Linked DNA regions of Mus musculus: regions 2, 3 and 4 are each linked to region 1. A link is a loop called in an ENCODE intact Hi-C map of the cell type or tissue named here. Cell type or tissue: left cerebral cortex. All regions are shown on one strand.

Region 1 (8,000 bases):
GCCACAGTGTCTTTAGCAAAGAAGCAACATTAGAATATATGCTAATGCTCTCAGACAGACACTCTGAAAAAAGTCCCTCTCTGTTGGCTATATATTGTGCAGCTTTAAACAACTCAGCCTGTAAAATTTCTTCTTCATTTCTCTAATGCAGATATGCCTCTCAAAGACAGAGACTTGACTTTCCCATAGCAGTCTTCACAGTATTTGAGAAATTGCAGCTGCTCAACAAATACTCTGACTGGACACTTAGATAGAGATGGGGAGAAGACTTGGGAACAAAATGTTCTCTAGTTAGGTGCAAACTGCTTTGTATTCACAGTCAAGTTTACATTGTACTACCTTCTTCTGCAAAGTGCTTTAGCAGGTGTTTATCATTGGGGTCTTTAAAAACTGTTGATTTTATGGAACTCAAAATTCTCACAAAAAAATCCTCACTTGAAAATCCTGCTGGAGGATTTTTCTATTTTTATTGTTATTTTAAAATCAAGTAAATGTTGGTGTTAAGGCAAGCCTGTGCTTATCACACTTCATAGAATATCTAAGACTCACAGAGATCTAGAGCACCTGGCACAGTAACCAGAACGCAGTCAACTTGGCGAGTTGCTGAGGAACAAATGGATCATTGTATAGTCGCTTCAGAAACGGACAGATTAATCTGCTAATGGTCACACAGTGACATGGGAAGTGGAATGAACGTTTCCTGATGTCATTGTGCTTTAATAATTGATGCCGTATTTAAATGGTAATACGAAGATGACTTTCATTTTAGTCTTTGAATAACTTTTAGATGTGCAAATGTATCAAACTCCTAGGTTAATATCTGTTACATCTTAGGAAGGCAGTTGTAAGGATTTGTTCATGCAAGTCAAAGGATTGATTTACAAGGCCACCAATTTAAAATGTCTGCTATGGAAGATGGCCTAGTCAGCCATCATTGGGAAGAAAGGCCCCTTGGTCTTGCAAACTTTATATGCCTGTACAGGGGAACGCCAGGGCCAAGAAGTGGGAGTGGGTGGGTAGGGGAATTGTGGGGGGGGGATATGGGGGACTTTTGGGATAGCATTTGAAATGTAAATGAAGAAAATGGGTAATTAAAAAAAAACATCTGCTATGTGGCTCATTCAAGGTGTGTCAAGTGATTCATTTCATCTGTCCCTTTGTAAGCATTCTCCCCTCTGTGATATGTTGTTAGGGTTTCACATACACTACCAGTGACTTTTAGTTGGAACAATTTGTCTCCCCTGGGACATAACCTATTTCTTTGTTCTCTGGATTTCTTGAATGTTCAAGCAATATTGGATATCATGTTTTGTTTTTTTTTTTCCTGCTGTTTTTACAGGATGGAAAAACAGAGCCAAGCTCATGTACCTGTCTGAAGGGGCCCAAACTGTCAGAAATAGGAACAATTGCCTGGATGATCACGCTTTGTGATGCCCTCCACAATTTCATCGACGGCTTGGCGATTGGGGCATCTTGTACTTTGTCTCTTCTTCAGGGGCTCAGTACGTCCATAGCGATCCTGTGTGAGGAGTTTCCTCATGAGTTAGGTGAGCACCTCAGGGCACAGGGCAAGGGGCGGTCGAATGTTAGACTGGGCAGACCCTAATCATACACGGAGATGAATGATCTGTTGTTGGAAGTTTTTTTTTTTTAATTATTATTATTATTATTATTATTATTATTATTATTATTATTATTCCAAAACAGAAGGAGGCACAACTCACTTGATATTCTCTTCTTCCAGGGGACTTTGTGATCTTGCTCAATGCAGGAATGAGCACCCGGCAAGCCTTGCTGTTCAACTTCCTCTCCGCGTGTTCCTGCTACGTGGGACTAGCTTTCGGCATTTTGGTGGGCAACAATTTTGCTCCCAATATTATATTTGCACTCGCTGGAGGCATGTTCCTCTACATTTCTCTGGCAGATATGGTAAGAGATTCAAGTATTTTATTTTGTGTTACTTTGATTTTTACAAATGAGAGCCTGGGTTTCGAGCTGAAGGGCAGCCTTCGGCCTCCCACTGGCTTCAAGGTCTTCAAGGCTGGGGATCCAGACCTTTTCTGGCCCAGCGTCTCTCGCTTTGTGAGTAACCTGTGCTAACAGTAGCTTGGAATGGCTGTCGTTGATTCTTTGATGACTGATCTTATGGATAAAGTAAGCACTTTTAATAGTGGGAGCTACTTTCTAAGGACTCCTTTTAATATGTGATGAATTAAACCCGTCTTCTCTTATAGTAGGCCTGACCCATCAGTTGCATAAGAATGTCACATTTAGAAGAATAAATAACTTGGTAGACGAAATACTTTTTTTATTCAAAGTGATTCACACTGAAAACTTTTGAAGTTAAGCTAAAATATTACACTAAATTAAGTAGAAATTAATATTGGACAATAAATATATATTTGAGTCAGTATTATTTATGTCTGTAGGTTGTGTGTGTGTGTGTGTGTGTGTGTGTGTGTGTGTGTAGAGAAAAATACCCTGTGTGTTTTCAAGCATACCTTGGACAGATTTCTAGAGAATGAAGTGTCAGAGTATAAAAAAGAGTATTTGGGTTATATTTAGAAATTAATGTATTACGTATAATTTAATAACATCTTTCCTTTGGATTACAAGCTCCAAACTGTAAGTGTCTGGCCCAGTTTGCTGTTCATCAAAGACCCTTAAAAAAGGCAGGATTTAGCTCTTAGACCCCCACAGTACTTACATTTTTCTGCCCAGAATTACCTTGCACATTGTCTTTATTCCAGATGGCCATTTCTTCCCATGACACAAAAAAGTTCTATCAAAGTTGGTACCTTTATGGAAGCGATACAGGTGATGTCCTATGTGACATAGTAGTTTCCTCATGTTAGAGATGTCACCAACTTTTTCCCTGTAAGAACTTCACGCCAGTTCTCTGACCTGCCTCTGGAGTCTGAAGATCCCTGGCATGGCTGCATCCAGGGTACCACAGCATTTATAACACATCATGCAATTTGTGTTTCTAAAACAGGACATACATGTCCCCTTGTGTAACCTTTGCAGTGGATGCTGTGGCTGAGAATGAACATTTATTTATTTACTAAAAACACCTAGGATTTTTATCTGTTTTCACTATAATGAAAGTATTATAATCTTCAACACTGGACCAATACACAATTTATTAAAAAATCTTGTCGCTCTGGGAGGAAAGAGCAAGCACAATGGAGAAACCAGAACAGTAAAGAAAGCTACTTCAAAGAACAGGTTCAGTCAGTTACACAAATGTTTTTCCCCTCCAGTCAGCCCGGAAAAATTATGAGATGGGCGGGGAAGCGGTTTCCATAAGTGTTTCTCTCCAGAGGAGCAAAGTCAGAATTTAAGCAAACAAAAATGTCACCATCTAACAAGAAAAAAACCCAACACTTCACCAACTCTGTGGTGGCACAAGGCAGGGTGATTATTAAGTCCAAGATCGTCATTAGTTACATAGTGACATAGTGACATAGTAGGGCAGCCTGGGCTAAGCAAGAAACAACAAAGTAAAACATGGCATACTTAAAAATACTATGAGATAAGAGGAACAATAGCATATCTAATGGGGATGAAGCAGAATATAGTATAGTATAGTATAGTATAGTATAGTATAGTAAGGGCTAACGGAAGTAAACAGAAATGCGTGCCTGAGGGTGAAACCCACCGGGTTGAATTCCTTAAAATTTGAGGTGTAGACAGCTGTATATGGGAAGAGAGTTGAGGAGAGAACGCATCAAGCCAGGTACATTCTATCTGGCTGTGTGACCTTTCGATAGTTTTACCGTGGATGCCGCAGAATACTAGGATTCCTCAATACCTGAAGCAAAACATTGATTGGTACGATCCAGTCCCAAATGAAAGAAATGCTCAGCTCCTGTGCAGAAACCCCAGACGAGCATTTCAGGATTCACCACAAGATGGCGACAGCCATTTAATAATGTGTCTTCTAGTTTCCAGAGATGAACGACATGCTGAGAGAAAAAGTAACTGGAAGACAAACGGATTTCACCTTCTTCATGATCCAGAATGCAGGGATGTTAACCGGCTTCACTGCCATCCTGCTCATCACCTTGTACGCAGGAGACATCGAATTGCAGTAGCCGGAAGTGGAGTATAACGTCAACGCGGGAAGGCATTTAATAACAACACAGAAACATCTCCATAGGGATTTTTGTTTTTTTAAAAGTATATCCTATTTAGTTAAAAGAGATTTTTTTTTTATTATTTTCAACTAAAGGCTAAGGAATCTAATGACTGGTTTCAGATATGTAGAATAGGTGAAATTTGTTGTTAAAATTTTTCCTTAAAAGGTTTTCGGTTTCAGACTGCAAAGGCTGGTGTATGGGGCCTTTGGTAAATACCTGGTTTTCAATATTTTATGCATATTAGAAAATTATCATGAAGCAAACACGTGCATTCACAAGCAGACATACAGATCCAGAGAAAAACACAATCTGGGTCATGTAAGGTTTCAGAACTTGCTTGGGTAAACAACAACAACAACAACAACAACAACAACAACAACAAAAACCTCAAGCGTTTTCAGAGTGGTTTTCTTCCAATTAATGTGTTTGACTGCTTTTAAAGGCAGGTGCATCAAATGAGGAAGAAAATCAAGACAGACAGCTCCAGTGCATGCAGGACCGATCCCAGTGCCTTAACGAACCCCAGAAAGATAGCGCACAGCGTTTGTTCAGCTTTATGTCTCAGTTGGCGACCTGTAGGATTGTTTTGAAAGCTAATACAAAGTAACATGAATTAGGAAAGGATGAAAGGCTTGCTAGCCCAGCAAGGCTTGGGCTCAGGGCTTGGTCCCTGAGTTATAAGCTTGAACACACCCTGCAGAAGACCAGAATTGCTTTGCTATGATTTATGCTGTGGTTCCAGCCAACAGAAATGCCTGAGGAGTATGCGAGACTGGTTAGAACTCAGTCTTGCCATGCTCTGGGATTGCTTTGTCATGGTGGAGAATATGTTGGGTGGGAGAGAGAAATTGAATGTAATTGTGAGCAATTTACTTTTTAAAAGATGAGCATAATTATTTAGCAGGGGGAATTTCAATAAATGCAAAAATCACAGCTGGGCTGGGCTGTGTCAGAGACTGATGGTGGAGGAGGCATGTGCTCATTAGGGGTGATTGACAGTCAGCAGAGACGGCTTCTTTTATGTGCAGTGTGCTTTGTTCCCATATGGTATACCGTTGGATGGAAAACCTCAGCATACTCTTTCTACCTTTCGTAAAACACACAGCTCACTGAGTGTTTGAGCACGTTGTAGACGATCAGTCTGAATTGAACATCCTAATTTCAATTCACACTCCCAAGTAACTTAAAAAAAAGATGATTTGACAGTGATGAGAATTAGTAATAGAAGCCAAGTTATCTCAGGAATTATGTTTTCCTATAAGCCCAAACACATTTTCATGTAATAACAGTGCAGATTTGATAAACTTTAACATATATGTTTATGTGTATTCTCACTTTATGACTGACAATTAAAAAATATTATTTGACCAAACAGTAAAAGCTTTTGAAACCATGTACCGTGTCAGTTATTTTTCTCTTAATATGTCTTTATTTTGAGTGACATCATGTGGCTGGTGTTATGAGAAGAGAGGCAAGTAGAGAACTGATGTTGTATTATTTTAAAAATATCTAGCAAAAAAATCCTACAAAGACTAATTTTTCATTTCAATAAACACAATCTATATTAGTATAACCTTTCGTTTCAGTGCTTAACAATCCTTGCTTTTTAAAAGTATATGCTGTGGGCTGGAGATATGGCTCAGTGGTTAAGAGCACAGACTGCTCTTCCAGAGGTCCTGAGTTCAATTCCCAGTAACTACATGGTGGCTCACATTCATCTGTAATAGGATCTGATGTCTTCTTCTGGTGTGTCTAAAGACAGCTATAGTACATTCATATATATATAAAACATTAAAAAGTACAGATTGTATGTATTTTTAATGAAATGACTTATGGAAGAATATTTTGAAAAGATAGTTTAGTGATTCTCAGTGTACATGCAGATTGACTCTTTGGCCTGCTTTTTGTGGGTCTGGCTCTCCATCCTTTCCCTTTACCATGGAGAATGAAGGACTTTGGGTGACGATGACTTAAAGACAAGAGGCAATTGTTTGTTGGAGGCAGAAGGAAAGTCGGGATGGCATTTACTTTATCCTGATTAACTTTCTTCAAGTGAGCATAATCCTGCCAACATACTTCCTATGGAGCATTTGCCATATAATCTTAGTTTTTTGAAGAAAAAAGGATTTATTTCATTTTGAAGATTACAAACCATCACTGAGGGAAGTTAGAACTGGTACTCAGGTAGGAACTCAAACAAAACACGTGGAGGGACATCGCTTACTTTCTCTTTTCCTGGCTTGTTTGGCTCACTTTGGTAGCAGCTCTCTAGTTAGACTTGTTTACTCAGCAAGATGGAAATCATGCCTACTATGGCAAACTTAGCTAGCCACTGAGTAGTGGATATTGGAGGAGAACCTACAACCACCATTTTATTAAGACAGCATAATCATTAGATTTTAGAGATGCTACCAGAATAAATAAAAAATACTGTATATTACTCATTGCTAAACTTTAAAGAATATGTATTAATTCCTGGCACTTATTGGGTACTGTAGAAGATCCTGTTACCATGGTAATGCTGTGTCACAAAGCACCTTAGGAAACTGAAGCTCACAAAGTGGGTGAGCTTCCACTAGAGGTGCTGATGGGTAGCCAGCTGATAGAGCCATGGTACTAGGGTGTGGCTCCCATTGTGGCTGGAACTGCAAATTCATGTGGAAGAGATAATAGATGCCTAAGTCCACTTATGGGTAAAGTGTAAACAGGTTCAATCAGTCTTAAGCAGTTTTTATAAAGTATCTGTTATTTTTCCTGAATGAAGATACCTGACATTAATGATAATTCATCAAAAGTCTCTAGAGGTATCTCCCTCTTCTAATATCTAAATAATAACCAAAATCTGTTTAATGAAAATAGTTCCTTTCCTTTACCTGTACAAGTTGGGATGTGTGGCTGTGTCATGGCTCAGAGCTAGTGAGGATAACTCAGGTTTACTTAGCTGCCAGTTGCTCATCTGTCCTGGTTTCTTGCCGCAGCAGCAGTGGAATGTAGCCAATGTGTGAGCTCAGTGTTGGGCATCTCTGGAGGCTATGTATGGTCATAATGATTTCTAGATGTTCAGCGAGACTCTAGGCACTATTGGGCATTTCTGGTTTCCTACATTTAAATGGCCTGCTTCTCCTAACTCTTCTCAGCATTATCTTCCTTTAGGTCTCCTTTTGATTTTAGCAGGAAGTTACCATGATTTCCAGACAATTTCTGTGTTAGGAAAGATCTGTTGCCGTACAAGAGATTCTCAAATGATCCTCTTGGCTACGATACCACAGATCATTCTTAATGGATACTTGGTTTTCTTTCTACACCACTGGTCGCAATTCCCGTGGTTGGTTTTCTGTCAGCTTCCTTTCCATGTTAAGGATGCGCAAAGCATGTTCTCATGTCCATTCGGTTTCCTAGTTGAAAACTCTAAATTTCTCTGTGCCTTCAGAACCAGAGACTCTGCTAATAAAATTAAAGTGAAAGAAACTGGATAAACTAGAAACTCCAAATATCATTCTGTTAATTACAAGGCATATTCCCTCCCACCACATTTTAATAGTTTCTAATGGCGTCTACAGGTGAGAAGAACATGATATTATGAAGGTGGCTCTTAGATGTTGTAAGAAAATGGTCGAATCTCCATGATGAGGGTTTGATGTATAAGAACTAAGAGGTCTTCTCTTAGTTTGATAGAAGAGCTGTGAGCTGCAACATGGGGCCCATGGGGCCCAATAGCTCTAGGAACCGAGTCTATTACTATTTGTCTACTGTGCTGACAAATGAAAGTCTCAGATAGACTGTGGCTCTCACTTCCAAGATGCTTCATATCTTAAGATGTCTCCTGGAGATCTGGCTTTGAACTCTTAACTCCACATA
Region 2 (8,000 bases), 1.1 Mb after region 1:
TAACTAAGATGATTGGTACATGATAGATAGGCTGCATATAGATAGATTATAGATATATAAAAGACATTTAATTGATACATGACAGATGATAGGCAGCTTATAGGTCTATAGATTGTAGACAGGTGAGAAATGATTAGAGAAAGATGGTAGATAGATGACACCATAGATGTAGACAGATAGCTAAGGCAGATTACAGATGATGGAAGGACAGACGGATAAATGGATACATGGTAGATTATAGATAGATGAGGTGATAAAGGGAAGGTATATGGATAGATAATAGGTAGATACCTAAAAGACAGACAGGTTACTTCTGGTTCAACTTACTAACCTTTCATCTTTCTCAGCCGAAAATAGATTAATCTACATACTGTGCAATACTTCCAATTTTGACACTGTGGTGAGCTATATAAAGCAGCATTGTGATGTATGTATCATAGAAGTCAGATGAAGCAGGTAGGGATTTAAGAATATAAGGCTGAAATTGCAGAGCCCTTGGAATCCTTGTGGAGTGACACTGCCAGTCCTCAAACCTGGGTGAAGTTCAGTTTGCTCAGCAAGAAGAGGGTAATAATTAGTAATAACCACTTTACTTACTTGACATGTGGATGGAATGTCCATTGTATGTGCATTTTATTTAGTGTTGACTTGTAAAAATAAAGATTACCAAGCTAAATTTGAATTTCTGAAATACAATTTTTAGTCTAAGGATTTAATATAACTCATGCAATATAGAGACATACATGAAACACAATTAGTTGTTTAATTCAATTTTTATTTGTTACAGTTGACATCCACAGTTGACTTAATCGTAAGGTCAGAGAAAATACCATTGTAAATTAAATTTAGACAACACAAAACACTACCATCAAAAACAACAGCAACAGCTCTCTAGTGGACGGCACATCCCACTCTGAGGTCTGAGAGCACAGTATCACATCTTCTCTGTGTTGCTTTGTGGATGCAACCTCTCTGTAAAGAGCATGGATGGATGATCACTATTGGGTAAATGTTTGCAGCAGACTACAGAGCATCCCTCTGTTCCAGTGTGGTCTCAGTGGCTAGTTCACTGTTCTTCCCTGATGAGGAGGGAAGATCTGTAAAGGATACTCTAGGATGTTATTGTCTGTAGCACTATCCTGAGGGTGGTGTCAGCAACATCAATCCCTTCTGGACAATGTTTGATCTTAATTATACACAGAATATATCCATTTCTTAACTCTATTTACTTAAAGACATTAAATTGATGCATCTACTCAAATAGAATGGTTTTAAATCCTCATTCTGTGCTACAAAAGAAAAGAAATGTTTTATTAAGTCAGCAAATATATTCAAAAAGGCCTACAACTAGGCCACAAAGTTATAAGATATTTGCCAAAATGATGGCATAGCCAACCTCTTCTGGGAGACTAGCTGCCATATGCAGCCATGCTACCAGCCCAGACTCAGAGAAACCATTGGATTAGAGTTGTAAACTGGAATTTTTGTCTATGATAAATGAGTGGGCCAGATTGACATATTTCTAATATAAGGATATTGCTTTTTAAACATACAACCTCAATAGAAAAACTTATATTCAAAGCAGTTATTGTATTTCTTATATTTTTGTTCTATTTTTCCTAGAAGAATCTCAAAGGGTATACAATTTCAAAGTCTATGGTTTTTGGACCATAATCATTTTCCTATAAGGCTCTCTGTTGCCCAGTCATAATTCTGAGCATCTGATATCTAGTGTTCTTGGCTCTTCTGAAACCCATGACTTCTAGAACTCTGAAATTCTTTTAAAAAGTGGGTCACACTTGAAAACAGAAGGAATACACAATTAAGAGCGACATCTGGCCTTGTACTGGGCTCACCACACACACTCTGTCTCACTCTTCTCAACATCCCAGAAGGTTATGTAAATTATGAAGACCAAAAGACTAAACAGTTTGGTCAATGGCACACAGCTGGCGTTGAGCAGCTCTGCATTTATACTTATGGATGTCTGCATCCAAAGTCCTGTCTGTTGCCTCAAATGAATGGAAACTTTTCTTAGGCAAATTATGCACAAGATATGCAAAAGTGTTGCTTCATGCTTCAGTATCTTCCCTTGGATGCCAGAAAGCTTCTTGGTTTGAACTAGTCAGAAAACTCTCCTTTTCTCCTTGACATATGAATTCATTTCCTTTAGCCTTATCACTTTTTGCTAGAGCACTGGACAGATCTAAGCTATGGAGACTTTTCTAGGAAAGGACACTGATTGGCAGTTTTCAACCTAAAGAGAAAATAAAGGTGGGCTTTTGAAATGCCTAAATCTCAAAATATAGACAGGAAAACTTTTGCAGAACTGAAGTCGGGACCCAGAGCTCAATGTGGGTTGCATCTCCTCAGCTCTCAGGACTCTTAGCAGACATCTAAAGATGAGTTTGACTTTGAAGAATACATAGGCATAAATATTTGTACTGTTAAAAGGGATATATTTTATTTACTGATTACTGAAGAAAGATACACTGTGCTAAGTGAGATTTCATTTTCATTTTATTTATAAAATAATACTGTCCCCACATTTTGAAGCTACAGGTCATTTTCTATAAAACAAAACTCTTAAGTGTGGAAGGACACACAGACTCTTGGTTGATTTGTGGCACTGTAAGGCAGTCTGTAAGACACACTGAGGACAGCACTACTCTGGATTTTCTGCAAGGTCATCTTTAGTGCTGACTTCCAAGGACCTGTAGATTTCCATCTGTTCTGTTCGCTGACCACATCAACGCCACAGCATGCTGCCCTCACCCTTCCACGGGGCATCTTCTTCAGGTTTTCATCATTTTCACTCTCTTAGCATAAGGTTATGGCATTCATGAGTGTGGATGCTAGACCTTTCCCCTTATTTTCATAAATGCTGAAACTCAGAAGTGAGCCTGCCCCTTGCCCACTGCTTCCGTCTCCTTAGCCATTGCCATCAATATGCTTGAGTTAGTCTGCTGAATCCCTGCCTGGTTTCATTCTCCTCACTGTATGCACAGGCCAGGGCATCCATATCCTCAAACAATTTACAAGATGTATTTCTCTACAATGGCATATTATGGTCTGGCAAGGGGAAAAATGTTTCTATGATGTTCTTTTCTGGAAGAGGTTGAGATGCCAGCTCAGAGCAAACCATGCCAATGACTTGAAGCTCGGGTGCTTGGCTCATACTGCTACTGCCTCCAAGTGGCCCTCCCAGATGCTCACAATAATGATCAGCTAACAGAGGGATGAGAGTTTTCGTGAAAAAGCATACCACTTCGGTGTAATGGTGTACAGGGCAGTGGATATTCAACGCAGATGAGTTCTTACCCACCTGCTGATATCAGTCATAACACACCATTCAAAATCAGCTGAGTCTCTTCTGAAAAGAACATGTTCTGGGACATTACACCTCAGCTTGCTAATTTAAGCAGTGTAAGGGTAGAAAACAACCACTCTGAGCAGTGGAGATGACTTCTAATTATCAAGGTTTTGTGTGAATTAAAACATGATGTACTATTTTCCACTAAATACCTAGCAGATAATTGGGGCTTAGTGCACTGTAGCAATTTCCCTTCTGAGTGAAGGCTTTGGATGGAGACACTGGACAAACATTATAAACACCCTGCACCCCAAAGCAGAAAGACAGCTCATTGTTGCTCATCAGGAAAAACATCAAGGTTCACTGTCCTTTTTTTCCTGTTAACTATCCACTAGCATTATGGGAATTGTGCAAGTTACTGACCAAATCCAATAAAGGTCCTAATAATTATAAAAGAGTAAATGATATAAAATTTCCCCAAATGTATCATATTTAATCATTTCCTCAGAAAAGACAAGGAAAGTCAAGAAGAAGAAAAAAAGCTTTGAAAAACTCAAAGAATCACGTATTTTCTCCAGGGTTATGTAATGGAGTCTCAGTATGAACTATTCTGCTTTTCTGTGAAGTAACTCTTTATCCAAAAATTATTAGAAAAGTGCCAGGGATATTTCTTGGTCAGAAGCCAAGTTGTGGCAATATCTCCTCATTTTAAAAGGTTTTTTTTTTTTGCTTTAAATTTACATGAAGCAGTTTTCTTACCAATTTTATCATAAGGAGGAGTAGGTGGGGGTGGAAATGCTATTTGTGGATTAGCTTTTCAAGAAAAGATGATCTGAAATACTCCAAAAGATGAACCAAATAAAACAGCATCTGAAAGGCTGTTTTAAATGATAGGTCACACAATTCCTGTCCACATATCAACTGATCAAGCTGTAGGTATAAACAAATGATCATTTTCATGTGACCATTTCAAATTTAACTGAAAAGACTGTTTTTCCTGGCAATAATGACTGAGATTTGGGGACAAACACCTCAGAAGACAAACCTTCCAAAGAGAGGCTCCTCAAACATGAGCGCATACGCCCCACTGTAGGGAAATTTAGCAAGCTGATCGCTCAGCACTGTTCTCTGAGTTTCTGCTCTGTCACTAATTTGGACTGTACATACATTTCAAGCTATGTTTAAGCAAACCCAGTTACCATGGTGACATGATACCCCTTTTAAATTCAGTAAGCAATATCTAATTTAGTGGGTTAACTATTTGGGTGCAAGTTACAGACAGACTGATGAGAAACATCACCCAGCTATTTTTTTTTTTAATTGCCCTACCTCTGACCTGGTCCATCTTTTCCTCATTTAGACTGAATCTAATTTTTTTCTACATGATTAACTGGATGATTCCGCTTTTCTGAAACTGGCTGCAGGACTTTAAAAATAACACAGCGAGGCGAGCAACTTCTCCTCTTTAGGAGAGAAGAAACTTTAACATAGGAAAACAAGCAAATCATTTTTAAAGAATTTCCTCGCTAGCCCTCATTAGATATGACATTTTCAAAATAAATCCCTAATATTAGAGCTTGTTGGGCTCTCTAATTTTAGTCTTTTCCCTCCCACACCCAGTCACGAGCTTTGCATTTCAGAGTTGCACTCTCTGGCTTAAGAATGAGAGAGCTTTTTACATGGTTAACAGTACACAAGTCCATGTTGAAAAAAACAGGATGTGTGTGTGTGTGTGTGTGTGTGTGTGTGTGTGTGTGTGTGTGTGAGTGATGAGCAATATGTTCTCTACTAAGGAAGCAGAATCTTAATTTTAAATTATTTCTTCAGAATTTCTTCATGTCATATTACCCATCCATTCCACTCCAATGGATCCTTCGAATCATTTGCTCTTCTTACAATTTTGGTACCCTCTTTCTCCTCTCTATCACACTGCCCTTTTGTTATATTCAAATACTTGGGCATCATTTAGTGGAGGACAGGATAAGATCTTTTCCTTAACCCCAGGGCACTGTCTCTGTGAAGCTGTGGACACTGGAGGGCTACATAGTCTTCACATAGAAATATTCCAAGCCAAATCAGCATCCTCTCTGGCTAGCATAGGTGAGCTCTCTCTGAGCAAATGTGTTGTGTTGTATTTTGAAAGTATCAGTGGATTGTTAATCTGGGAAAGGTATATATAACAAGTAAATACATGATCAGTAAGGTTACTATAAATAAATTCTTAGCTGTGATTTATTTCTTCAGAGATACTTGCCTTGTGGATATTTTTCTAAAAGTTCTCTTGATCTTTATATCATGTGACATTATTTCTATGTCTCTGTATCTATAGACCAGATCACCTATCAGTCTGTTTATCCATTCCTTTAGCTCTGCTTTTTGACAAACAAATATAATTCCTTTATAATAGGATACATTTTGCCTCAACCTTTAAGGGGTTTAATAACTAACTGGATGGGTGTTAATAAATAAGATATCAATTAATTATAGCTTAAATGCCTGTTAATAAGAAAAAACAATGGGCATAATCCTTTCAAATACCATTGGAGATTTAACTGTAGCACTCCTGTGTTTTGTGAGTCAACTACTTACCCTACATTTCCATTCTGAGTAACTTGAACCCTTGGCCCCTGCTCTTATCAATTCCATCAATGTTGGATGCTCTGTCTCTTTTTTTTTGACTGTTACTCTCCTCTACTGCTTCTTACATCATTTTTGTGATTTACTTCATCAAACTCATCTTAGAAATACAAACTCCTGAATGATACTAACCCTGGTCTCGATGTGTAATGTTCCTTTTGTGCGTCAGCCCTACTTCCCTGTTCCCATGGAGCATGTTTTCTGGTTCTTCCTAGAATTGATCATTTTAATCACAATTTACAAAGTAAATATTTCATATGAATTTATCTTATGTTATCATCCATGAATCTTATTAAAGAAGGCAGTACTATTATTACATCTTTAATTAATGATAATGAAATACTCTTCGCGCAGACTTATGCAGTGACGTATGATTAATTGAAAGACATGAATCAGTTCTATTTAACATTAAAGCTCTTAGCCCATACATTATCTTGGATGAAGTACTTGCTGGCTTGACGATGGAAGCATAAGCTGCCAGAGAGGACAATGTGCTGCAGAAGATGGCAATTGAAAAGCAAATATAGGCAGTGCAGGCTGATAAGACCTAACCAAAGCTCTGACAGAGTTAGGTGCACTCAGGCCTTTCTTTCTCCACCTATGGGGCCCAGGGAAGTAAGAACCCTTGTGGGCTACGGGATAACCGTGCAAAGCCAGCATGTGTGCGTCTTCCACATGTGCTCCACCAAATGGCAAAGGGAAAGTAGTGGCATGGGTAGCAGAGTGAGAGCATTTTCCCGTGCCCAGGAAATCAGCTCAGGAGGCTTGCCAGTTATTATATATCACAGTTTCTTAAATTTTTCAAATTCATGACCCCTTTTGCCCATGAAAGTTTTATGATTCCAGATACACAGGTCCATAAAGTAGGTACCCAAATCAAATGTCTATTCATAAGAAAACATCTAAAAGTCTATTGTTTTAAACACTCATTGTTTCAACATACTAAAAAAAGCAAATTTGTACACTAACGAGGTGGATGTGCTGGCTTACTTCTACAGAAGGAATGCAAACTTAGTTGAATATTTGCTACATCGGGCAGATAGCATCTTCGTTGGTTTTCAGAGTTGACTGTTTTCATTATATAATCATCACTACTGAGAATGGCACTTTGCATAAACACACAGTACAAATGGCAGAAATAAATTTAGGGTCACTTCAGACATTGTTGGAATTCTGTGCTAATCTCTATTAAAAATCAGACCAGTGATTCAGTGGTTTGGTGTCTGTTTATGGGATGGATCCCCAGGTGGGACCATTGCATACACTAGCAAGATTTTGCTCATAGGACCCTGACATAGCTGTCTCTTGTGAGACTATGCCAGTGCCTGGCAAATACAGAAGTGGATGCTCACAGTCATATATTGGATGGAACACAGGGCCCCCAATGGAGGAGCTAGAGAAAGTACCCTGGGAGCTGAGGGGGTCGGCAACCCTATAGGAGGAACAACAATATGAACTAACCAGTACCCCCCCAGAGCTCGTGTCTCTAGCTGCATATGTAGTAGAACATGGCCTAGTTGGCCATCATTGGGAGGAGAAGCCCTTGGTCTTGCAAAGATTATATGCCCCAGTTCAGGGGAATGCCAGGGCCAAGAAGCAGGAGGAGGTGGGTTGGGGAGCAGAGTGGGGGGAACGTATAGGGGACTTTGAGGATAGCATTTGAAATGTAAATGAAGAAAATATCTAATAAAAAAATCAGACCAGTAATTAAAATGGCAATTTAAAAATCAAGTATTCGGACATAATGTAATCCAAAAGCATACTTAATTTGACTCTTGCTGAGGAGTGATGATTGGAGCATATTAAAAAGCTTTTGTTTTTTGGAATGAAACTCAATTTTATAAAACTGAGTTCGTGTATAGTACAAGCACTGTGCAATTATAATGCACAGCATTCTGAAAACGGAGCCACAGTGTCTCGTGAAAATTTGCTGGAATTGTGTGACGAGGCAGCATATGTTGTGCAGAGTACAAATGCTGTATCGAGAGCTAAGGCTCTGGTGAAGTCATGAGATGCGACATGGGCCACCACTGCCTGGAATACCTCCAAT
Region 3 (8,000 bases), 1.0 Mb after region 1:
TGTCTAGCCAAAGAGAAGTCACAGCTTGAAGTGCCAATTATATTTATTGAGCCCCTGTTGTGAGTCACTTTCTGGGCTGAGCAAGTGCAGTGGATTCAATTCCTTAAAAAGAATCTTCAGCTTCAGGGTAACTCCTCGCTGATGCTCACCCTTCCACTATACAAAGTGAGCGCCTGTAGCCAGTTGTTCCCTCATAGAATCACTCCACCAGGATGTCGTGAATCACGATACTACCCACACTCTACACAACCCACTTTCTTGATGAAATTCCCTACCTGCTTTCTGAAACAAACAGGGCAGCCAGAGGGCATCATGTCCTTCCATAAGCAAAGGAAAGATGGAGGGGTAGGGATCTTCCTTTCTCCAGAAAGTTGTCCTGATCTAACAATGACTTGCCCTACCTTGTTTCACAGCGGATGTAAAATGTGGAGAAAGGATTAGGTCTAGTAGTCATTGGTCTGGGTGTTATGGAGGTCATGTCTCTGAGTGTGAGTTTTAGATATTAAGAAAAAGTGAAATCAGTCAAATAATGTACGAGGTTCAGGCAGGGCAGGGGGAAAGGCACCCTTGTTTCTGAGCATCTTTGAAACTGGAATTCCAACAGCCCATAGACTATAGCTAATGTGATAGGTATCCTCTTACAGAACGTGGCATCCAGGCCTTAACCGTGATAGCACCCAGAAGCCAGACTAGGCCAACTTCCTCAATGGGACAATTGAATAAATAATAGTGAGAAACAGGGAAAGGGGATTCATTTCCATGTGTCCATATCGGGAACAGGGACAGAGAGGTCTACTGGCCCTGCCCTTCCAAGTGCATCTTTAGGGTCCTGACATGAAACTGAGGGTAAGAGATATGTATAGTGAAGCTGTCCTGGTCACGGTGTGGTCCAGGCCGTGATTGCCATCTGGCTCTGGCTTCTCTTACAGGGTGATCTGACAGTTGTCAGCACTAAGTGGATTCTCTTTCCAGGGCACACGTGTCCCCTCTGGCTAGCACCAGGCTTCAGCTTCTTGTTCTTCTCCCAGCATGAAATTCCTGGGGAAATTCAACAGTGTAATAGCTCCAACATGGTGCATAAGTGTGCCTTTAGAATAGCTTCCTTCCTGACAGGACAGTTACACTCTTACCCAGTGCCTGGAGTCCAGGATACCCTATAAAGGCCTTGACCTCCATTATCCCCAAGTGTCTGTGGACTACTTGACAGCTTGCTGCATTTGTTGGCCTTATACACTCTACTTTGTCTGCATAGTAAGTACTTTCTCTTGCTCATAGCCAAACCCCGATCCCCATAAGTTGTAATGCTACCAGGAATCATATCCCCTTACCCATCTCTCTGTATGTGTCTTTTACCTGCAGTAAGTGGGTTCTATGCTTAGACCTTCGCCTCAGTCCAGAGAGTGAGGAAGGCTAAATGGTGTTTACTATAGCCACATAACCTTGTCTAAGGCCACACTGACTGTGACAGGCCTTCCTCTGAAGCTAAGGAGGGTGGATATCCATGGATATCCGTTCCCAGGAAAGATGTGCTGTCCTTAGAGAGGCAAGAATGCCCAGTACAACAGAGCATGTTCTCTGCATGCTGTGTGCTCAGAGGCAGTGCATAAAGCAGGGTGTGGGGATTTACTAATAGTGTCTCAACTAAAGGGAGCTACATGAAATGTACCCCACAAGAAGTAATTTGCTGAATGGTTAGAGAGAGCCTTGTTTAAAATTTTGATCTAGGCACAAAGAATGCTCAGATTTTGTAGGAAAGATATAAAAAGTAAAGACTAATAACTTTTTAAGCAACAAGCTTATTTTGAATTAAGATAGTAAAAGCTAATTATTTGAATTAGTTAGGTAAAGGTTTTCATTGTTTCTCAGGGCGTGGACACTGGCCAGAACACTCACCACCATGTTTCTGTAATCTACCTTAAGTGTATAAATTATCCATATCATGCTGGAGTATTTCAGTCAGCTTTCTACTAAACCTAAGGAGCAGTGGGCGGCACACACTTGTCTCAGCACTTGGGAGGGGGAAGCAGTCTGATCAGGAGAGCAAGGTCATCACCAGCTAGCACTTCCTAGCCTATCCTGGGCTACAAGGTATTATATTACAACAAAACAATAGACAGAAAGTACCAAGGAGTACAGTGCCTCCCCCAAATACTTTCTGGACAGTCGCTGGCTGGCAAATAGCACTGACAGTTAAATAAAATCTAACCTATTAGAATCAAGGCAACTCCACGTCAATCCATAATGTCCTTAGACACTTCTCATTCTCCTGTGTAGCATTGTTTCCTGATGCTGATAGCTGCTTCTCACATGCTGGCTATGTCGCCTCTTTGTGCGTAGTTCCGATGTGACAAGCCAGAGACTCGGGCACAGAAGGGGGGGTACTCCGCAGTCTTTGAGACTTCTCTGGATCTTTAGCTCTGATCTCTTGCTGTGGGTAAGCCACGGTCCTTCAGGAAGAGGGTAGAACTGTTTTCATTCAGGGAACCTTTTCATCAAGCAGAATTCCTCTCGAGAGAAAAGAGAGAGTGAAAGGAATAAAAGAAAGATGTATTCTTCCGTAGGAACATAATGTCAAAAGACTTTTGTGTCAGATTTCTGAAGCACTTTAAAGCTATTATGCTGGAAGCTTATACAATATATGGGGGTGGGAGTCCATTATTCGCTGCTGCCGTTCAGAGTGTTGATTTGAATAAAATCGATGTTAACTAGAATTTTAAAAAGCCATGCAATAAAATTGAGTTGCAAGACTCTCTACCACGTAGTCAATGGAAGAATAAGTCCTTATTCTTATTCCCTGTCAGTTAATCGTTGATAGAGACGATAACCACAAAGAACATTAGCTGTACTGTAGCTAGTGGAGCGACTGCAAAATAAGGCAATTTTAGGACTAATGCTAGCTGTGATCAGATGTGTGTGTAACATGCAGTCATTCCCGTTAGTGTCTTCCTCTTGCCTGTAGTTAATCGGCAGCTTTTGGAAAGTTGGTGGGGCTAAACATCTCACCCTGTGGTGGCTCCCTCGTTCACTAAGCCATTGCCTGTCCTTTCCCGTCTGCCTTATCACAGTTACTTTCTCACTCACCCTGAGTATCTTCTCCCTTCACTCGGACAGCTTTTGCGAGATGCCAAGGACAAAAGATGGACACTTAGATCCCAATTATCCTAGCCTGCAAGAGGTCTGTTTACATTTACTGGATGGGCATTGGCAGCTCTATAAAGTGAAGGGAAAAATATTCTGTAAATGATGAATGGAGCTGCTTTGGGGTTGCATGCTGCGCAACATGGAAATTCCATCGTCGTTTCGTAGTTCCTGTTATCCGCTGCCACATGCTAGTGCATGGCTCCTCGGGAGCTGCCAAGAAGATGGTTGTCCTTCAGCTGTTCATTTACAGTTTCACCACACAATACACAACACATCCCCTTCCTTCTTTTATAACCTGCAAAAGAAAACTTTAGCAGTTCTCCAACTTACTACCCAGAACAAATTTCAAGTTTACATCTAGCCACATATCTCTTCCCATTTAGAATAATTTGCTCACACCCCTATACCCATTTCCGTAGAGTAAATGCACTCAGAAGAACACAGCATTTCCACCCCTCCTTGTGTTTATTCGGCTCTGTTGTGTTATGTCATTGTTAGAGGCCAGTTGTTAGGGTCATTTCAGAGAAGTATTCACTGGAATCTATGTAGACATTTCACATGTGGGAAACTCATAAAATAGAAAATCACATATTAAGACATAAGATCTAATACACCCACTACATATTTTAATTAGTTAATTGTGTATGTATGTGTGTTCGAATACAGATGTGTGCTTGCTGTAGGATAACTGTGGCAGTCAGATGAAGGCTTTCAGGAGTCACTCGTCTCCTGTCCCCTTGTGGGACCTGAGCATTGAACTCACATCATCAAGACCGTGTGTCAGCACCTCTGCATGCTAAGCCATCTCACCAGCATCTACTCTGCATTTTAATCGAATCACTCCATATAGAACTCACGTGCCTTGGCTGGAACAGCATTCCCACTTCTGCAAAAAGCACCACTGCCTAAGCAGTGTAGCCAGTGTGGGAATTACAAGCCTCCAGCAAAGTAATACTGCAAGATACTTGCCTTACATTGTTCATTGCTGATGCAGTTACTGAGTTTCATTTTTCCAGATTGTATAGAGTGAAGTATTCTGAAAGTGCAGTGAAGAAACATAATGCATTTGTAAGCTAATTTAACAAAGTGTTTTAAAATTTATTTTATTTAAGTATATGGGTATCCTGCCTGAGTACATTATCTGTGCACCATATACCTGCAGTACCCAAGAAGGCCAAGAGAGGGCATCAGATCCTCTGGAACTGGAAGTACAGGTGGTTGTGAGCAACCATGTGGATGCAGAGACTCCAACTAGGACCTCTGGAAGAGCAGCCAGTGCTCTTAACCACTGAGCCATCTCTCCAGCCACTTAACAATTTTTACAGTATCCCCAAATAATTCTAATAAGAGTAATAAGAGCCAGTTTTATTGATCTGTTAATTGTATAAAATGAGCCTGAGAGGTTTTCTTAGCGAGAGGTACATACCCATTCTATCCAAATTTTGTTTTTGTTTTTCACTGATTAAAATTTTTATTTTATTTAATTTTTTGAGTTGCGATGCCACTTCTCCATCATGTTGAACCCTGAATCTTTCACACAGACCCACTATGGAGTGCTCTTTTGCTAGTTGAACAAGAACAGTTGGGAATGCACGCTTGACACACTAAATGCATTTATGATCAGTCCAGTGATTGATTAGATTATTACTCTGGGCCTACTAATCTAGTATTCTCCACACATCATTTAACACAGAAAAAAAAGGCATAACAATATATAATCAATGGGTGGCCGTTACTGCAGACTCCTAGAACGTCTTGACCTTTCCCCCGTGGTGTTACTCAGTCTTGCGTTCCTTTGCTTCCCTGGAGAATGGTGTTGCTGGTAGGTAGGAGGCCATGTGTAACAAGGTAACCATGCCCAGGAGAGAGTTACCTGTGTGCAGTTACAGGGCAGCCTTTCACTTTCTAGGCTGTGCCAAGCCTCCAGCTGGAGTTTGTGGTGGCCTCGGGTTGTCCCTGTGGTGGCATCCTTGTTCTGAGTCACTATTGAGTCCATGGACCTCATTTCCTTTCTGTGCTGACACAGTGCCTCTTTCCTCACTCCCGCCTGGGCCTTGCCTGTAGACTTCTGCTTGTGTATAATTAGCTCTGGCTTTATGTCATTTGGAAACGGTCTTTGACATTTCCCTACTCCCCTTTCCTGCCATCTCCCCTCATATTATTTATGGCCAATAGTAGTAAAGAGTCTTTGTCTTACTCATTGCATAGAAGAGACTAATCATTAGCCTATGAGGAACTCTGTGTTGGGTACTGGTTCACAGAGTAAACCAGTTTGATATCTCATACTAAAGAATATCACTGTGGTTAAATTACCTGGAATCTGAAGGCTTGAAGTCTAACTCGACAATGACATGAGCTTGCATTTTGCACCTAAGTGTGTGAGGGGCCTGCAGAGGCTTTCTGTCACCACATGTAGTACTACCATGGCTTGGTTAGTTACTCTTCGCCTAAGTCATTGATGGTCTTACAATCTTAAATGAAAAACATCAAACAGAACGTAGAAAGGAAACCAGAAACTAAAGGTAGAGTTAGGTTTAGAATGCAAGGGACCGTGGAATCTGTTCATATGAGGCACGGTATACTGTGGAGAAGTGTGCATGCCTAGAATAGACATGCATCTATTTACATAATAATAAATGGAAATCATATGGCCCGAAAGTAGTCATTAGGAGAAGATACACGGCATCTCTGACAAAGTCAGAAAGCCTTTTCCTGTGGTATAGTGCTCAGGTCATAGACTGCTCCTAGAAAGTATTGCAAGCACACGGGGCTTAGCTCAGGACTTTTCCTTCCAGTCTTTTCGCCTCCTTCTGTGAAGGTAGGGCTTTGCAAAGGAGCCTGTGCAAAGGGGATGGTGATGCTAGTTTGTCCGCCAGAGCATCCGTAGCTGGAGCAATTGGAAGGAAATCACATCCCGGATCTGTTAATGCATTTTTTCCTGTTTCTGGATAGAATATGGTGATTGTACTTCTAGCAGGCCGCCATTTGTATCTTTCACATTCTTATTGCTTTTCTCTCCCTCTCCTCCATCTCTTTAAGACGGAAGGAGATGATCAATTACAGATAAGGAAATGAAAGAAGTTAACAAGGGTGAGAAAAAGAATAAAATTCAAGATGTTTGCAGTCTCCCTTTGGATTTTGATGTTCTTGCCACTTGTTCTTGCTTCATTACCAGCTTCTCTGGTTCTTAATATAGATGGGGAAAGGTGTTGATAGCTTTTATTATTTCATGAATGAAACTTGTGTGTGTGTGTGTCATATATGCGCGTGCATGGATGCATGCGTAAACCCCTTGGTTCTAAAGCTCTCACTATAATCCAGAGATGCAGTGCATGGTGAGGCATTGCAACAGCATAATGCATATGCTATATTCCTTGGGCTCCACTGGATATTAAAAGCCAGTGATACTACTGAAAGTACTAGAGGATTTCAGCTGAAGCTCCATAGTAGAGTCTTTTCCTTGTTTGACAGCGTTACAATAAGTAAATAAGATCCATTCCACAAGCAGGACAGAGCCCTTGGTTGTCGCTTTTAAATGTACAGAAACACGCCTCTGAAGATGGAGTCCTGCGGGTGTAATAAAAACGACTGCACTGAGTAACTTGTAATTCTAAAATGAATTATTCTGACATTGCAAGAAGAGTGAGCAGGGCAGCTCCCACGAGTGTTCGGTTCAGATTCTTTCCATTGCCTTAGTCTCTTCTGGCAGATTTTCACACTGGCAGCTACGTGAGAGAACCATTTGTTCTGTTCTGTCTGGTCACCTTAAGTCCTGGCGAATAAGCTAAGGCCCACAAACGTGTCACAGTGTCTCTGCATCCCTCTGGGACAAAGCATAAGTGATGGGTGGGCTTAGGAACTCACTGGCGGGATGGAGAAGCTCCAGCGTTGTAGACAGGACATGTCTTTGCTGTTGTTGTTTCTTTGTTTCTTCCCAAAGTCTTAGCAGGTGTTCTCCAATTTTTGTGGAAATACAGTCATCTATATTATGTTCACTGCACTGGGTGGGGGGTGCTTGTGTCTCAACTACATCAGAGGAACCTGCACGGCTAGGACTCCAGTTGCATTTTGTGACAGTGACAGTGAAGAGCGGGAGTCAAGGAAGGAAGAAGGTGTGGGAAGCGGAGGATGAAATCTTAACTGTGAATTTCGTGATTGTAGATGCTTCCGGCTAATTGGATTTGTTTTTTTATGCATTGTGATGATGTGTAGTTATTGTGAAAACCACACCAAAATCTATGAGTACCTTATAAATACGGGATTGTTCAAAGGATTCTCTCACAAATATGTCATGTTGCTGGAGAAAAGAACACCCGTTGTACTTCTGCATTTTAAGTTAAAGATTCATTTTTTTTAATGCAGAGAATAAGGAACAGCCCAGTTAGCAATTGTCTAAACAGTTACTGAGAACACTGCTCACTCATCTCATTAATATTGAAGTTTTTCTTCTGAAAGTTTGTTAACACCACTCACATGGGAACCAGATCCCATAGAGCTGCTGGATCAGCAGTTCTCAATCTGTGGGTCATGACCCCCAGAGGAGTCACGTATCCTGCAGATCAGATATTTACACAATGGTTCATAACAGTAGCACAATTATAGTTATAAAGTAGCAACAAAATCATTTTATGTTGGGGGTCATGAGAGCCTGAGGAACCCTGTATTAAAGGGTTGTAGCATTAGGAAGGTTGGGAACCACTGGTCTAGATAAACCCACTTGTTCAAGTAAGGAAAGTGAGCCCTAATGTAAAGACTTTAAGTGGCCCTGAGCATCCTAAATAATTATTTATAGAATATATTACTAACTGTCCAGGCGCATGGCCTTCCAGACTTGTGCTTGTCTCTATGGAGTGTAATGT
Region 4 (8,000 bases), 1.0 Mb after region 1:
TTACTTTATATGGTATTAAATCCAAATATCGTCCTTATTAATTTTAAAATTATGTAATTTATGTAACAATTGTGATTGCTACTGGAGGGAAGAGTTTGTTTTTGTTGAAAGAGAGCCAGAGACAAAGAGACAGAGATAGAGAGGCAGGGAGAATCTAGTCTCTGGAGAGCTTACTAAATTATGTCAGACTAACTTAGCATTGCTACCTTTTTTCTTACCATCAGAGAGTAAGGAAGACTAGAATGTTCCTGGCTACAGGAGGCTCTTGATCTGATTCCTGATAATTGCTTAACTACATCACAAAAATATTTTCCAAATGATAATGTCATTTCCAATTACCCCTCACACATTGTACAGGCAGTGGCATCCTCTAAGGAGTAAGGCTTAGGTTGATAAATCAGGAAATCGGGGCTGATGAGGCTATTTGTATTCATGGTTGGGAACTTAATTCAAAGAGTAGAATTTGCCTGATCCACTCCACATGTGTAAAGACAGAGATGCGTGCTGACTGCTGTCCTTCCTGACCATGCGCAATTACGGAGGTGCGCGCTGACGGGTGTCCTTCCTGACCATGCGCAATTACGGAGGTGCGCGCTGACTGCTGTCCTTCCTGACCATGCGCAGTTACGGAGGTATGCGCTGACGGTTGTCCTCTTGTGCTTTTATGTTTTAGCTGCAGTGTTGAAGTACGAGAACAATGTGATGAACATCAGGCAGTTCAACTGCTCCCCGCATCCGTACTGGCTCCCAAATTTCATGGATGTTTTCACCTGGTCGCTGCCATTTGTTGGGGAGAAAGGTATGCTGTAAAGCCCTGAGCTGTTCTTAATAAGACCTCCTGGGAAGTCAACGGAGAGCTGTTCTGTTAGCAGGAACGTTTGGACAGAAGCGGGATGGTCTCACGGTAACATTCACGGTCTGTACTGTGAGAGGAAGGATGGGACAGCTTGCCCTGTGGCTGGTGACCTGATGCAGTGAGTAGATTCTGAGCAAACCAGGAATATCGAGAATGAACACGGTCCCAGTTGAACAATGTGGCCTTCTCTAAAACACTAGAAATAAGGTGTTATCAGGGCTCCTATCTTTCCTTCTTACTCTTTGGTCCTATAGTCCCAAAGTCAAGTTTTATTATCACAAATTAGGATAGTCATGTTTCCCTTGTGTTTCTCACAATTGTAGGCAGCGCTTAGTGCCCACAACATGCAGAAGGGTAACATTTAACGCAGCAGACCATAGTTATTAAAAACAGAACAGTTTTCAGAATTGGGCTTTTCTGTTCCCTCCCCTACTCCTCTATTCCTACCATCCCCTCTTCCTGCCCCCATTGTCCCGTTTTTATTCCTTAACCTAAATTACAGAAAAAAAATGTATTGATTGATATATAAAGATAAATTTGCAAAAGCCAGGAGCCTCTGAGCCAGGAGGCCTAACTGACAGCCTGGCTCATTCCTCATGGAGTGTCCCTTGGTGGCCTCTGTGAAGATAAGTTTCCAAGCACTTAAGAAAGTCAGGTCTATGCAGAGTTTTAGAGAAAAGCTATGTGGCTTTTGAGCATCTACAAGACTTATGGAGACATTTTTAATTTATTTAACTATCTGATAATGATTCCACAGGCAAGTACTGAGTTGTCGGTAGAAAAGTTTTCTCTTACGTCCTAATAAGTCACAGGTGCCTTGTAACAGTGTCCCAACCCATGGGACTCCATGCTCGGGGTTCCTACACTGGTCAATGCCAGCATCCCAACAGGCTCAGCTGTTGCCTGCTGTGGACACTGAAGCAGTCTAGATCCTGACAACTACCAGGCATGCTAGAACACCCTTTAGGGCAGTCTGGATCCTGACAACTACCAGGCATGGTAGAACACACTTTAGGTGGGCAGTTTCTGTTAATTATTCAGATTTTGACCATATTTTATGAAAGAAATCAGTGATATATTGTAAGACATAATTCGGCTTTGAAAATTAAACTCTAGATCAATGGCGTGGCACCTCTGGCGTTTCTCTCTGTGTGTCTTTGGTTCCTAAAGAATATTTCTTAAAATGTTGTGTAACCTTAAAAACAGCTTCTGAAGATGTGTGGGCCTATCATTACCTGCTTGATAAAACCCAACCAAATTTCAAGAAACATTAAACATGATAACATGCACATTGCTAGGAAAGAAGGCCGCTCACTGTTCCATAAACCTATTACCATCTATTTACTTTACTAAATTCTGGTTCATCTCAAAGTATCTTAAAACCTTATTTTTGGAAATCAAATTTAATGATATTTCTGTCAACATATTTATTTCTTAAAAAAAAATCAATATTCCCAAATCTCCTTCAAATACATTAGCTCATCTATCGGCCGTTTTTATTAAATACACAGCTCCTCACCTGTCACGGACGGAGTCTCCAGAGGATTAGACAAATTAACTGAAAGAGATCTGGCATTCGCTCAGTCTGCTCAACAGAAGTCTGTAATCTAATCTACACCGGGCAGCATCATTGCGAAGATAAACACAAAATTCCAAGACAGTTCTCTTCTCCCTTATAGATTTACAGGGTATTCTCATCCAGCATTTGTTGGCCCCCCCCTGCACCCCCCCCCCACGCACACCTTCTATTGACCTATATTTAATAAGAATTAGTAAGGGATTTCATAAGAATGACATCATAATTTTATTTTTAAAAGCCTACATGGGATTAGACAGCATGTTATCTCGTATGATGCGTAAAGGCAGATATAGATCCAGATGCTAAGGACAGGGATAGAGACATAGAAGTGACTTCATCTGAGATAAGCACGAGGCGCAGATGAGCGCTGACGGAGCAGTAGTTATGGCTGACACCTGGGGCTTGTCTTTCCTCTCTTCCATGTCTGGCTACAGTGACTGAGATGCTGGTCAATGTTCTCAACATCTGCTCCGACGATGAACTGGGGTCAGAAGAAGATGGATTTGACGGTGAGAGGCTAAGCTTTGCACTCATCCCATCTGCCCTGTAATTACGTAGGATCTCCATGCGAACCCTGGTCATGCATTTTTAAGATTTCAGATTATGTTTAAATCATAATGGTGAAAGTGAAAGCATTTTGTCTGAGGTAAGAAAATGTCAGAAATGAAACCATGAGAGGCTTGCCCTATTTATTACTTTGAAGCTGTTGTTGAAATGTAAACCATTTTAATAACCATCTTTCAGTTACCCACATTGCTATTTGATATACTTTCACCCATAACCTTTAACCTCCTTAAAAAAAAAAAAAAAAAAAAAACTATTTTCTAGCCCTCTCTCCTATCATTTATCTTGATGTGTGTGGTAAAGGAAGACATTTTCATGTGGGTAAGTGTGTGTGCTTAGGTCTGCTATCTCTAACAGTGCCCTCTGCTGTGTGCTCTTAGGTCTGCTATCTCTCACAGCGCCCCCTGCTTTCATCTGCCATTTCCACTAGCTGCCCCCATGTCTTTACAGTTTTCATTTTTTAAGCACTGTTGATGACCTCAACTGTTAATTCTTTCTGTGTATTAATATGTAAAGATGAATTCATGAGAGTCCTTAACTTATTTTGAGATTCTCTACGATAATTCAGTTACCTCCAAACACTAGATTTTTCTCCAAAGACAGAGAGGTGTGTGAGGTTAAAAGTAGAAGGACGATGACTGGGAGCCCTGGTGAAGCACCTGAAACGCATGGAAGAGACAAGGATGTGGCAAGAGTCGGAACACGCTAGAGCAAACTTTCTTCATGTATATTAGTACGTCCTACCCTGTGCAGGGTCCTTGGGATTCCTCAGTGCCTTGGAGAAAGCAGAATCTTCATAGAGGGACTGGGGTGGAAAGAGACGGTGTCATCGGAATAAGACATAATGAATAAAGAAGAAAGACAAAGATAGAAGTAGATGCTTTGATTAATTTAAATGAAGAGCCATTGAACAGCACTTTAGTAAAACAGGAGATGGTGGCCCTTTCTAAAAGTTAGTGTTTGGATAGCATGATTTAGTATTTTAGTGTATGAACTCTGATAACAGCTAAAAGCACAAAGTGTCTATTGACCATGTACTTGGATAAATAGTATAGACTATATACATATATAACTGATATATAATTGATATCATTAATAAATATAGAGATATAGAATTTATATATGTGTATATATATGTATGTATATATATATTACATATATATGCATTAAACACACAATTTACTGCTAGCTCTAGTATTTCTCTTTTCTACAGCTTCTCTCATCCCGTTTACCTCTCCTCATAAACTGTTTTCAGACACCTCATTGCAAAAGAATAGGATTGGGAGGAAAGTGGATGTAGAAGGAAAAAAATAATTATTAAGACTCTTAAAGATATTTTTAGATGTTAACTAAGCAAATGTGCCTAATGTCACAGTTTGTAGGTGTCTAGATTCTAGATGCTTCCCACATTATAGCCTCAGGTACTATGGTTAACTTTTCCATGGTTAGTGTTTCCTCTTAAAAAATAACATTTTCATAAATGGCCCAGACTTTTTAACTAAAGATTACTTTTTTTTTTTTAACTAAAGATTACTAACCAAAGATTCTGAATCGTAAACAGCAGTACAGACCCTTATGCCAACGTTTCTTTTCCCTACCTTCCTGTTCTCACTGTGAAGGCAGCCTTTCTACCCATCCCAAAGTTTCCGGCTGGTACACACTTCCAAAAGGAAGGCACACAAAAGAAAAGTCCAAGGATTTGATACAGAATATTAGGTGGCCCCGGAGCCATCAGAGAAAACCACCTAGAAAGCTAAGAACAAATGTCTAATTTTTTTTGGTCTCGTTTGATAAATAATGAGCAAATTTACAACAGTGTGGCAGGACAAAGGGGTACTATGGAAGGGAAACACCTAAGGAAGAAGGCAGGGAGCCTGTCTGTCCAGATGCGTCTTAGCCTTTCAGCATGCTTGCTGGGTGCCTTCAGAGGAATGGAGAACTTTCTAGGGCTTGCTTTGTGGGAGAGGCATCCCAGGTTCTCTGCTGGACACAGGCCTGGATGCTGAAGGAGAGAAGGCACAGGGAGGGATGGGAAGAAGTCAGAAAAGCATTGATTTGGAGGCTTATCCACTTTTCTTCAGTAATTATCATAATAAGTTCCATAATTTGGGATACTGTGTTCTGAATGCAGATATTTTCAAAGTTAATATTAGTTAGCATTAATATGATAAACTTCCCAGTAAACAAATCAACATGTTAGCCAAGTTCATCAGCCAACGTTTATAAAGTATACTTTGTGTAGACTAAGAACACGTGGTGGTAATTGCCTCCTAATGGATTCCAATAGCAAATGATTTGTTGAGCATCCGGTAGGTATCAGCCCTGTAAGATATCCCAGGTGGCTATGATTGACAGGCTGACCCAGCAGGGCTTCATGGCCTCACTGCTACTAACTGGTTATCCACTCTTTCTCAGTCGCTTACATGCAGAGATAGTTTGGGAGACAATCTGCTTTAAAATAATTAATTTCAGCCATTCTTGGAAGATCCCTTTTTCTTTCCAAGCACGTCCCACCACTCTAAAAGTTAGGGTGTGTCCTTCAGATCAATGCAGTATTGCCCAACGCATGTGCAGAGAGTTGATCTGGGGTGGGGGGGGGACCCAGCTCAGTCTCTCCAGGTGGAATTGATACCTAACTGTACATTCCTTCCCTGCTCCATCGCTGTCAACCGTTGTATCAATCGATACCTTTTCCTTTTTGAACAGCATCATTTGTTAGTTGAAGTCACTTCTGCTAGATGTACATAACCTACATGATCCGTGCTTCCACTTTTTCAAGCAGCATTAATACTTTTTAAAATGTTGGGTTTCTAATGAACGTGCTTGATCCCTCCATGTCATTGCTACACGTTTGGAGATGAGCAGAAGGAATGAAAAGCATTGCTAGCAACCTGAAGAAGGTATATACCATTTGTCCTTAGTGTCCTGGACACAACATACCCTGCTTAGCAGGAAGTTCTTGATTGTTTATCCTACTCTTTTCTTATCCTTACACAACATTGACCATTGATTTCCCTTAGACTACAGAGAATGCTCACACATTTCAGCATTTCTTCTGTGGATGTGATTATGGGAGGAGAGAGAACAGTTGTCAGTAGCCATAAGGGAAGATGCTCCCTGACTGATGGGCCTCCACAGCAAATGGTGGCATCATAGTCCCAAGTTTCCCTTGCAGAACAGCCTTCAAGTTTCCCAAAGGCACCCCTGAGCTGGGAAAGTTATCTAAGCTAATATGTGAGCATGCAGCCCTAAATTCTGATCCCCAGAACCCACTTGAAAGACAGGGGTGGTAACGCACACCTACGGTTCCAGCCCTGGGCCGTGAAGAAAGGCAAGTCACTGAAGCACGTTGGCCACCCAATAGAGACTAATCTATGAGCTTCAGGCTCCCTGAGAGATGCCAACCCTCAAAATAAAGGTGAAGAGAGATCAAGGAAGACACCTGACATTAATCTCTGGCACACAGCCACACGCTCACTAATACATTTACAATGCACATATATCTTTATTAAAGGAAGAGTGGAGGGGAGCTAAACAAGGAAAATTAAATCCCACAAGGGAAGGTGTTCTCTGCAGCTCATAATTGATTTCCATTGATAGAAGCTAATTCCTTCCTGAGAATGCTTAACTTGCTCTCTCCTCTATGGTGTCTCCATATAGAGGGTAGGAACAGAACATTAATAGGAAAATTCCAACATTAAATGGATAAAGAACATCCAACATCCTCTAGGACCAGTGCAAGATGGGCAGCTCTTACCAAGGTGGATGGCAGTTTCGGGGTCTGTCCTTATTTGAAAATTAAGCACCTTTAGATCCCAAGTCTGAAACAGATAAAACTGAATGCCAAATTCTCATTTCATGTTATGAATATGCCTGAAATTTAGTTCAGGTTTCAGAAATGTCCCCCAATAAGGGGTCAATACACAGAGATAAACGTTTAATGGCAAATATGTTCAGTTCTGAGTACTGTCCGTTTTGGACTGACCAAACAAGGTTAATCCTAGCAATTTATTTTATCATGACTCTGAAATACATAGCTATCTGCAATGCTCAAAAAAAACAAAAACAGCTTACAGGACACCCTGCAGCACTGTCATCTCTTTGGGATACAATAGCATATACTTGACTTTATTTTATTTGCAGCATCCTCAACTGTAGGGAGGCTTGCACGCCTGTCCCCCACCCCACCTCCATCCCATCTTCACCAGTTTAGAACCTGTCTATCATTGAGGGGTGGCCCTGGGCTCCTGCCAGGCTTTTTGTCTGTTTGCTACAGACATCAAAGAGCTCAATTAAAGCTCTTCCTTTGACTGCTGCTTAGTTTAGGTGGAGGACGCTTCCTGATGAGTGATTTATCTAGCCCTTCTCAGGATTCTGCCCCATACCCAGTGGCAACTAAAAAGTCAGGGGTAATAATAGGAGCTTGCAGCTCATGTTCCTGTCATATCAACTTGACTTCTAAGTGTCTGCAAGGCCTTCAGCAAGGAGGGATTCCCCGCATTGCCTTCCAGGTCTGTCACGTCCCCTTTAGGATTTAGTGATGGTGATGCTGAGTGACAGCAGCCGATACTTAAAAGTGTCACCCATCATTCTCAGTTACTGCTACAGAATAAACACTTTCATTAACTTTATCATTTTGGACAGCAAGGAAACAATTAAGGATGATTTGTTTTAAGGTTATTAGACAGTTTGGTGTGCTGTTGTTATTATCTATAGTCTTGAAGATAACCTTTTGGTGGATGCACTATTATTGTCCCTGTTTTTACGTAAGAAGCAAAGTCAAGTCTGTCAATGTAAAACCTAAAACTGTGTAGCTAGGAAAACAAGAATCTGAACACAGACTAGTTGATGCATCGCCTCTTCTCCGGTACTTGAGATGTCCAAGACCTAAAATTACCATTGTTAAGTCTCTTCCTTGGAATCAGTATGATGAGAAAGAATGAGAAAGCTAGAAAGAGAGGCAGGAGAGCCAGGAAAGGAGGAAGAGGGATAGTGCAGAAA

What was found. Peaks named below come from ENCODE experiments on the same cell type or tissue, not always from the same donor. Only the 100,000 strongest peaks of a DNase experiment are listed, where the experiment ranks them.
Region 2: it touches region 1 in a loop (3-fold over the local background); 7 of 42 quality-filtered maps call a loop at or near these places.
Region 3: it touches region 1 in a loop (3-fold over the local background); 11 of 42 quality-filtered maps call a loop at or near these places.
Region 4: a loop joins it to region 1, with 3 times the contacts of the local background. A loop is called at or near these places in 11 of 42 quality-filtered maps.

The regions. Positions count from the first base shown.
Region 1 is chr3:135,882,858-135,890,857 of GRCm38, forward strand. It overlaps Slc39a8 (solute carrier family 39 (metal ion transporter), member 8), which reads left to right. Exons shown (of 9, transcript NM_001135149.1): 7 at 1,340-1,547; 8 at 1,745-1,929; 9 at 3,948-5,715. The coding sequence ends at 4,097. Among named protein-coding and RNA genes, the nearest start is that of Gm31243, 15 kb to the right of the region's middle. In left cerebral cortex, a CTCF peak has its summit at 3,905 (motif pointing right); DNase peaks (open chromatin) are centred at 3,914 and 4,921; H3K4me3 peaks cover 213 bases; H3K27ac peaks cover 235 bases.
Region 2 is chr3:136,991,716-136,999,715 of GRCm38, forward strand. No RefSeq gene overlaps it. Among named protein-coding and RNA genes, the nearest start is that of 1700006H20Rik, 41 kb to the left of the region's middle. In left cerebral cortex, a CTCF peak has its summit at 3,195 (motif pointing left); DNase peaks (open chromatin) are centred at 1,982, 2,831, 3,198, 4,133 and 4 more places; H3K27ac peaks cover 3,595 bases.
Region 3 is chr3:136,891,359-136,899,358 of GRCm38, forward strand. All of the region lies in intron 8 of Ppp3ca (protein phosphatase 3, catalytic subunit, alpha isoform), which reads left to right. Among named protein-coding and RNA genes, the nearest start is that of 1700006H20Rik, 60 kb to the right of the region's middle. In left cerebral cortex, a CTCF peak has its summit at 4,320 (motif pointing right); DNase peaks (open chromatin) are centred at 131, 1,960, 4,314 and 7,104; H3K27ac peaks cover 986 bases.
Region 4 is chr3:136,902,430-136,910,429 of GRCm38, forward strand. Ppp3ca (protein phosphatase 3, catalytic subunit, alpha isoform) reads left to right here. Exons shown (of 14, transcript NM_008913.5): 9 at 674-799; 10 at 2,870-2,944. Among named protein-coding and RNA genes, the nearest start is that of 1700006H20Rik, 49 kb to the right of the region's middle. In left cerebral cortex, a CTCF peak has its summit at 3,386 (motif pointing left); no DNase peak of the experiment used is centred here.